Linked DNA regions of Homo sapiens: regions 2 and 3 are each linked to region 1. A link is an interaction called in ENCODE POLR2A ChIA-PET data of the cell type or tissue named here. Cell type or tissue: GM12878. All regions are shown on one strand.

What was found. ChIA-PET counts read pairs that join two places held together with the same protein. Peaks named below come from ENCODE experiments on the same cell type or tissue, not always from the same donor. Only the 100,000 strongest peaks of a DNase experiment are listed, where the experiment ranks them.
Region 2: POLR2A ChIA-PET joins it to region 1 with 5 read pairs; 11 of 35 experiments call an interaction of 5 or more read pairs at or near these places.
Region 3: POLR2A ChIA-PET joins it to region 1 with 7 read pairs; 11 of 35 experiments call an interaction of 5 or more read pairs at or near these places.

Annotation. Positions count from the first base shown.
Region 1 is chr15:78,938,167-78,940,666 of GRCh38, forward strand. CTSH (cathepsin H) reads right to left here. Exons shown (of 12, transcript NM_004390.5): 2 at 974-1,005. Among named protein-coding and RNA genes, the nearest start is that of CTSH, 5.6 kb to the right of the region's middle. RefSeq lists enhancers at 988-1,087, 1,198-1,457. In GM12878, no CTCF peak of the experiment used is centred here; a DNase peak (open chromatin) is centred at 1,185; H3K4me3 peaks cover 2,105 bases; H3K27ac peaks cover 2,393 bases.
Region 2 is chr15:78,875,746-78,878,245 of GRCh38, forward strand. It overlaps MORF4L1 (mortality factor 4 like 1), which reads left to right. Exons shown (of 12, transcript NM_006791.4): 2 at 2,468-2,500. Among named protein-coding and RNA genes, the nearest start is that of MORF4L1, 4.1 kb to the left of the region's middle. RefSeq lists an enhancer at 222-823. In GM12878, no CTCF peak of the experiment used is centred here; no DNase peak of the experiment used is centred here; H3K4me3 peaks cover 2,500 bases; H3K27ac peaks cover 390 bases.
Region 3 is chr15:78,881,991-78,884,490 of GRCh38, forward strand. The region is part of intron 3 of MORF4L1 (mortality factor 4 like 1); the gene reads left to right. Among named protein-coding and RNA genes, the nearest start is that of MORF4L1, 10 kb to the left of the region's middle. In GM12878, no CTCF peak of the experiment used is centred here; no DNase peak of the experiment used is centred here.

The sequences.
Region 1 (2,500 bases):
AAGACCCACCTGGCCAACATGGCGAACCCCCATCTCTACTAAAAATACAAAAATTAGCCGGGCATGGTGGCAGACACTTGTAATCCCAGCTACTCAGGAGGCTGAGGCATGAGAATCGCTTGAACCCAGAAGGTGGAGGTTGCAGTGAGCCGAGAGTGTGCCACTGCACTTCAGCCTGGGTGACAAAGTGAGACTCTGTCTCAAAAAAAAAAAAATATTTTGTACTCAGGAATCAGTTTATCTTCATCCCTGCTTCCCTGCCCTTCCTAGCTTCTGCTAGTCACCATTCTACTGTCTTTCTTCATCAGATCCACTTTTTTATCTCCCACATACGAGTGAGAACATGTAATATTTGCCTTTCTATGCTTGGCTTATTTCACTAAACATAATGACCTCCAGTTCCATCCATGTTGCTGCAAATGACAGAATTTCATTCTTTGTTATGGCTGAATAATATTCCATTGTGTACATACACCACATTTGCTTTACCCATTGATAGGCACTTAGGTTGATTCCATATCTTGGCTATTGTGACTAGTTCTGCAATAAACATGAGGGTGCAGATATCCCTCCAATATACTAATTTCCTTTCTTTTGGATATATACTCAGTAGTAGGCTTGCTGGGTCATATGGTAGTTTTGTTTTGAGTTTTTGATGGAACCTCCATACTGTTTTTTTTACAATGGTTGTACTAATTTACATTCTCCACAATGTGCTTTGAAAACAAAATACAGAAATGAATCCCAGGGCTTGGAAGGCTGTCAGCCAAGTTAATCACTTGGGACCACTATTTGGAAGGAATTTACTTAACTGCATCTTTCCCAGTGTTTGGCCAGTTCAACTTCTGGAAAGACCCCACTAGGCAAAGTTGGAAATTCCCTTTTTCATTGTCTCAAATCTGGGACAGTTTGGTTTGATAACAGGAAACTTTGTGAAATGAAAAACTTCAAAAAGAAGAAGTTGGGCACTGACCTTAGACATCCATGACTTGAAGTGAAACTTCTCTGTAAAAAGAAAAAAAAAATTAGGTCTGGGCGCATCACAGTAATGTTGAGTCTATAGCAAAGTAGGGCACTTTAGAACTGATTTGCATTTTCGAAAACTGGACTAAATTTAAAACACCAAAAATGGTGTTATATAATGCAGAATGCAAAAAGAAACTCCGACTCTTCCTGGTTTTGTACCCCAAATTAATGTGAAAAAGTATATACTATTAGTCAATGGTGTTGAAAGTCAGGATGGTGGTTATGCCTACTGGGTCGGGGTGCAGAAAGCACTTCCGGGATGCTGCTCATATCCTGTTTCTTCAACTGGGCGCTGGTTAACTGAGTGTGTTTAGATTGAGAAAATTCGTGGAAATGCATACTCAATGATTTGTGCCCCTTTCTGTATGAAGTTATATTTCGGTAAGAAGTTAATTTAAAAAGCTATCTACTCCAGCTGGGCGCGGTGGCTCATGCCTGTAATCCCAGCACTTTGGGAGGCCGAGGTGGGCCGATTGCCTGAGGTCAGGGGTTCAAGACCAGCTTGGCCAACATGGCGAAACCCTGTCTCCACAAAAATATAAAAATCAGCTGGGTATGGTGGTGTGTGCCTGTAATCCCAGCTACTCGGGAGGCTGAGGAGAATCGCTTGAACCCGGGAGGCGGAGGTTGCAGTGAGCCGAGATCGTGCCACTGCACTCCAGCCTGGGCGACAGAGAGAGACTCCGTCTCAAAAACAACAACAACAAAAAACAAACCTATCTATTCCAAGGGCAAGCACTGTTTTTCCTTATGGGGACAGGTAGTAAATATTTCAGGCTTTGCCATCTATATGGTTTCTGCCACAACTACTCAACTCTGCCCCTGCGGCTCAGAGACAGCCACAGAGACTGTGAACATTAATGGGTAGGACTGCGTTCCCGCAAGACTTCACAAAAACGAAACCTCACATGTACCCCCAAATATGTACAGATATTATCAAAAACATAATAAAACAAACAAGACAAAATATTTTACAAAAGCAGGCCAGCCATTTGTTTTTGGATTCCTGCCGTATTTCCCCATGTATGTTCTTATCTAAACATTTCATTTTAAATTTGAATACCTCCAAAGACATATTCCAACTTATAAATATTGAGATTTAAAAATAACACCTGGCAGTGTGGCCCAAGCCTATAATCTCAGTACTTTGGGAGGCTGACACAGGCGAATCCCTTGAGCCTAGGAGTTTGGGACCAGTCTGGGCAACAAAGTGAGACCTCGTCTCTACAAAAAAATAAAAAAAATTAGACGGGAGAATCACTTGAGCCTGGGAGGTTGAGGCTGCAATGAGCTATGATAGCGCCACTGCATTCCTGCCTGGGTGACAGGAGTGAGACCTTGTCTCAAAAAAAAAAAAAAAATCTCTAAAAATAAGATTGTTATATCATTCTTTTAAAGCTAGCCAGTGGAATCTAAATACCATGATGATTTGATATCCACCATCAGTAACATGAACAAACTTTTCTATAAGAGT
Region 2 (2,500 bases), 62 kb before region 1:
ATCGCACTCCAGCCTGGGCCACAGAGTGAGACTCCATTTCAAAAAAAAAAAAAATTTATTAATTAGATGATCGGAGAATATCTTGCAAGGGAAAAAGAATATTTGATGAGTGCTAACAGAATCGTCTTGAAACACTGTAGAGTTTATGTAATGGTAGAGAAAAGAGTGGCGAGAAGTAGTGTTTTTTTGTTTTGTTTTGTTTTTTTCTTTTTGAGACAGTCTTGCTCTGTCGCCCAGGCTGGAGTCCAGTGGCGCGATCTCGGGTCACTGCAGCCTCCGCCTCCTGGGTTCAAGCGATTCACCTGCCTCAGCCTCCTGAGTAGCTGGGATTATAGGCACGCGCCACCACGCCCAGCTAATTTTTGTATTTTTAGTAGAGACGGGGTTTCACCATGTTGGCCAGGATGGTCTCGATCTCCTGACCTCGTGATCCGCCTACTTCGCCGTCGCAAAGTTCTGGGATTACAGGTGCGAGCCACCGCGCCCGGCCGAGAAATAGGGTTTTTAATGATTCTTGTAAACTTGTTAAAAAAAAAACAACTCGTAAACTTATAAAAAAGTTTTTTTTTATTTGATAATGGCGTGCAATATATGTTGTATAAGCAATTCTTAAGGCATAGTGATTGCTTTGCACTGGACTTGGTTTTCCATTGGAAATTCTTTTTTGTTTTGTTTTGTTTAGATTTTGAGACGGAGCATTTGCTGTCCTGGGTCATACTCCTCAGCTAGCTGTATATTTTTTCAACAAAATACTAGGGCCTCGTAGCTAGAATGGAGGTCACAGGGCCTCGGTTTCAGTGCACTTTTTTTTCCGGCAGTAGCAGCCAAGGGGAGAAAAATGGTAGGCCATTTTCAGAGTGCCTTTAAAATGTACCAGGAGAGTGAAATTAGGAAACACAGATCTGATCTGATCTTGTTCGCTGTTTATTAGCAGTATAGTTTACCCATTTTAGTTCTCGTTCCTGGGCCGTTGGAGAAGTCTTTGATCTTCCCGTTTTCCAGTCTCCGTCTTTAATTCAGAAATGCTATTCGTAGGTCCAGCAGCCTCTAGCAGTGATTCTTTATAGAGTGACCACTTAAAAGAATTATAGAACTGATTTAAAAATAAAGTTAATAGGTCGTGCTCTGGGAGAGTCTAATAATATGGGTCTTTGGTGGGGCTTGAAAATACATAGTTTTAAAAAATATTTTAAATTTTAGTGGTTTTTTTTTGAGGCGGAGTCTTGCTCTCCCATCCGGGCTGGAGTGCAGTGGTGTGATCTCTGCTCACTGCGACCTCCAGCTCCTGGGTTCAAGCGATTCTCATGTCTCAGCCTCCCGAGTAGCTGGTAGCTGGGACTGAAGGTGCACATCACCACGCCCGGCTGATTTTTTTTTTTTTTTTTTTTTTTTTTTGAGAGGGCGGCTCCTTCTCACCCAGGCTGGAGTGCGGTGACAAGATCTTAGCTCACTGCAACCTCCACCTCCCGGGTTCAAGCGATTCTCGTGCCTCAGCCTCCCGAATAGCTGGGATTACAGGCACACACCACCATGCCTGGCTGATTTTTGTATTTTTAGAAGAGACAGGGTTTCGCCTGTTGGCCAGGCTGGTCTCAAACTCCTGACCTCAGGTGATCCAGCCACCTCGGCCTCCCTAAGTGATGGGATTACAGGCGTGAGCCACCTCGCCCCGCCTGCTCTTTTAATTTTAGAGCTAAAAAAGAGCTGACATTCTTGGATATTTCAGTTGTCCATGGGTCTTTTGAAACCAAGTGGACTGAAAATAATGTGTGCAAAATCTTTCAAGCTACACTCAAATGTAATCTGAGGTACTGCCTAGAATTGCTTCCAAGACTTCCAGGTCCTGACATTTTCTTTAGTCTTGAAGTAGGCTCAACGTAGACTGTTACGTTCCAAAGGTTAGGCTTTATTGTCTCATTTCTTTGTTCATTGAAGCAACTTAGCACCTAGAACATCATTCCACATTTGAAGAATGAACATAGTGAGACCCCTTAATCCAGCCAATCTCTGATGCATATTGATATTTTAATTTGTACGATATTTCACTGAGTAAAAGGGTTGGAAGCAGAGATACAAGTGGAGAGTAAAGGTCCTCAACTTAGAAAAACAGATGAGGAAAGCATTTAAAAAACTGTATTTTCAGATATATAGTTAAAACCAACCAACCAACCAACCTCGACAGCTTTGCAGGAGAGTCCGCTTATGTGCTTAACAGGTGATAGATGATTTGATTATTTAAGTAGATTGACCTGCTAATGAATTGTTTTTGTTTTTACCATCGGATACCAACGTGTTTTTGTCGTAGGGTATAGTTGAAGTTTGAGCCAAAGTGGTGCTCTGTATACCCGTCCTCATTTTTCCTAATTTGGCTAGGAATACCTTAATAAAAGTGTGATGACTCTCTAAGATGTTAATCTTTTTATATATGAGAAGAAATTACAATTCAGTACTTTTTCTCCCTTTACAGGTGAGCGAGTGCTGTGCTTTCATGGGCCTCTTC
Region 3 (2,500 bases), 56 kb before region 1:
AATTTTATTTCTTTGTTAGGAAGTTGTTTTCACGTATCAGATGTTTTCAGCTGAGAATTTATCAGACCTTTTACTTCCATTAATATAAATGTGGAAAGGTAGAAATCTGAAATGCATAGAAGTGCATCCTGACAACTTGTGGGTATTTTTTTCCCAGTTAATGATAATTAAAGTATTTCTAATCAGTGAGGTGTGGTGGTGTGCACCTGTAGCTACTTGGAAGGCTGAGGCAGGAGGATTACTTGAGCCCAGGAGTTTGGGGCTGCAGTGAGCTATGATGTGCCACTGCACTCTAGCCTGAGTGACAGAGCAAGATCTGGACTCCTTTAAAAAGAAACAACAACATGTATTTCTAATAATGATAGGTAATATTTAATAATGATAGGTAACTCCAACCTCATGGACTTGTATTTTAAATATTGAGAAGTTGGGAAAATAATGGAGAAAACTGTCTTGGTAGAAGTAAACTGTGCTTTTAGTACTAAATGGATTCTAATATCTAGGAAACAGGAAAATAGTGACTCCTAGTGTATCTCATAGCTTTTTATTACTAAACAATGCCTTGCTAAAACTGCATTTCAATCTTTATTAGACTTATATTTTGTGTGTTGATATTCTGACAATATCCAGATAAAGTTGAGAGTGTTAGGAGAATTTCATTTCTCTACAGGAAAGATAACATCTTAATTTTATGCATACTATGAGTGGGAAAGACCATATAGGATATCAAAAAAAAACACAAAGCAAATTTATGGTTTAGGCTTAATCTCCTCCATCTCCTGCATTTTAAAGGAATTGTTTTAGAGCCAGTATGGTGGTGCCTATAGTTTTAGCTTCTTAGGGAGGCTGAGGTTGAGCCCAGGAGTTTGAGGCCAGCCTGGGCAACATAGGTAGACACCCCTCTTATAATTAAGCAAATAAAAATTTTAAAAAAGTGTTTGAGGCTGGGTGTAGTGGCTCATGCCTGTAATCTCAACACTTTGGGAGGCCAAAACGGTTGGATCATTTGAGGTCAGGAGTTCAAGTCCAGCCTGGCCAACATGGTGAAACCCCATCTCTACTAAAAATAAAAAAATTAGCCAGGTGTGGTGGCACACGACTGTAGTCCCAGCTGCTGGGGAGGCTGAGGCAGGAGAATCGCTTGAACCCAGGAGGCGAAGGTTGCAGTGAGCTGAGATTGCACCACTGTATTCTAGCCTAGGCGACAGAGTGAGACTCAGGAAAAAAAAAAAAAAAGCGATTGAACACATAAAAAACTAAGGGAAACTACGACAAGGGAATAGAATAAAGAAGATATTTTTAAAAACCTTAAAAAATTATTTTAGAATTTCACCTTAGTAACTGTGAATACAGCTTTTGTGCTTAGTTCTTTTTCACATATAATAGATAACCCTGTATAAAATTGCACACATAGATGTGTACAGCGCAAAGACTGGATTTTAAGTGGCATTTGTAGCTTGTCACAAGTTGTGAAAATACCAAATGCTTGTATTTTCAGATTTTATTGTTTCGAAAAATAATGGGCATTTTCCTCTTTGGTGTATTGTAGTCCAGTAACTCAAAGAAATGATAGGTTTGTGTAGATTTTTTTGTTCTCAACTAATTTGACACATATTAATTACTGTTGGGGAAAGTTAAGAAAAAATAGCATCAAATATTAGAGATTTGTTACTATCTTTGTAGATGTATTGAGGAATATTAATATATCAGAAATGTCTTTGGTTGACTTGGCATGTAGATAAATATATGCAATGTTGAAAGAATGATCTTAGCTTTAGAAAGTCTTTAAAGAAACCTTTAAATTCATTTTGAAAGGGGGAGGAGTTATTCAGATACCTAGTGTGTTGTGTATTTAGTCTATGTAAGTACTGCCCATGGATCATTGTGACTCTGGGAATTAGTCACATTACCGTTAGAAAACTATGAAATTCTGGGCCAGGCGCGGTGGCTCACACCTGTAATCCCAGCACTTTGGGAGGCCGAGGCGGGCAGATCACAAGGTCAGGAGTTCTAGACCAGCCTGGCCAACATGATGAAATCCCGTCTCTAGTAAAAATACAAAAATTAGCCAGGTGTGGTGGTTCATGCCTGTAATCCCAGCTAGTTTGTAGGCTGAGGCAGGAGAACTGCTTGAACCTGGGAGGCAGAGGTTGCAGTGAGCCGAGATCGTGCCACTGCACTCCAGCCTGGGCGACAGAGCAAGACTCCATCTCAAAAAAAAAAACAAAAAGCTGAAATTCTTGCCAGGCGCGATGGCTCATGCCTGTAATCCCAGCACTTTGGGAGGCCTAGGCAGGTGGATCACGAGGTCAGGAGTTCAAAACCAGCCTGGCCATGGTGGTGAAACTCTGTCTCTACTAAAAATTAGCTGGGTGTAGTGGCGCGCACCTGTAGTCCCAGCATTTTGGGAAGCCGAGGGTGGGCGGATCACCTGAGGCTAGGAGTTCGAGACAAGCCTGACCAACATGGAGAAACCCTGTCTGTACTAAAAATACAAAAT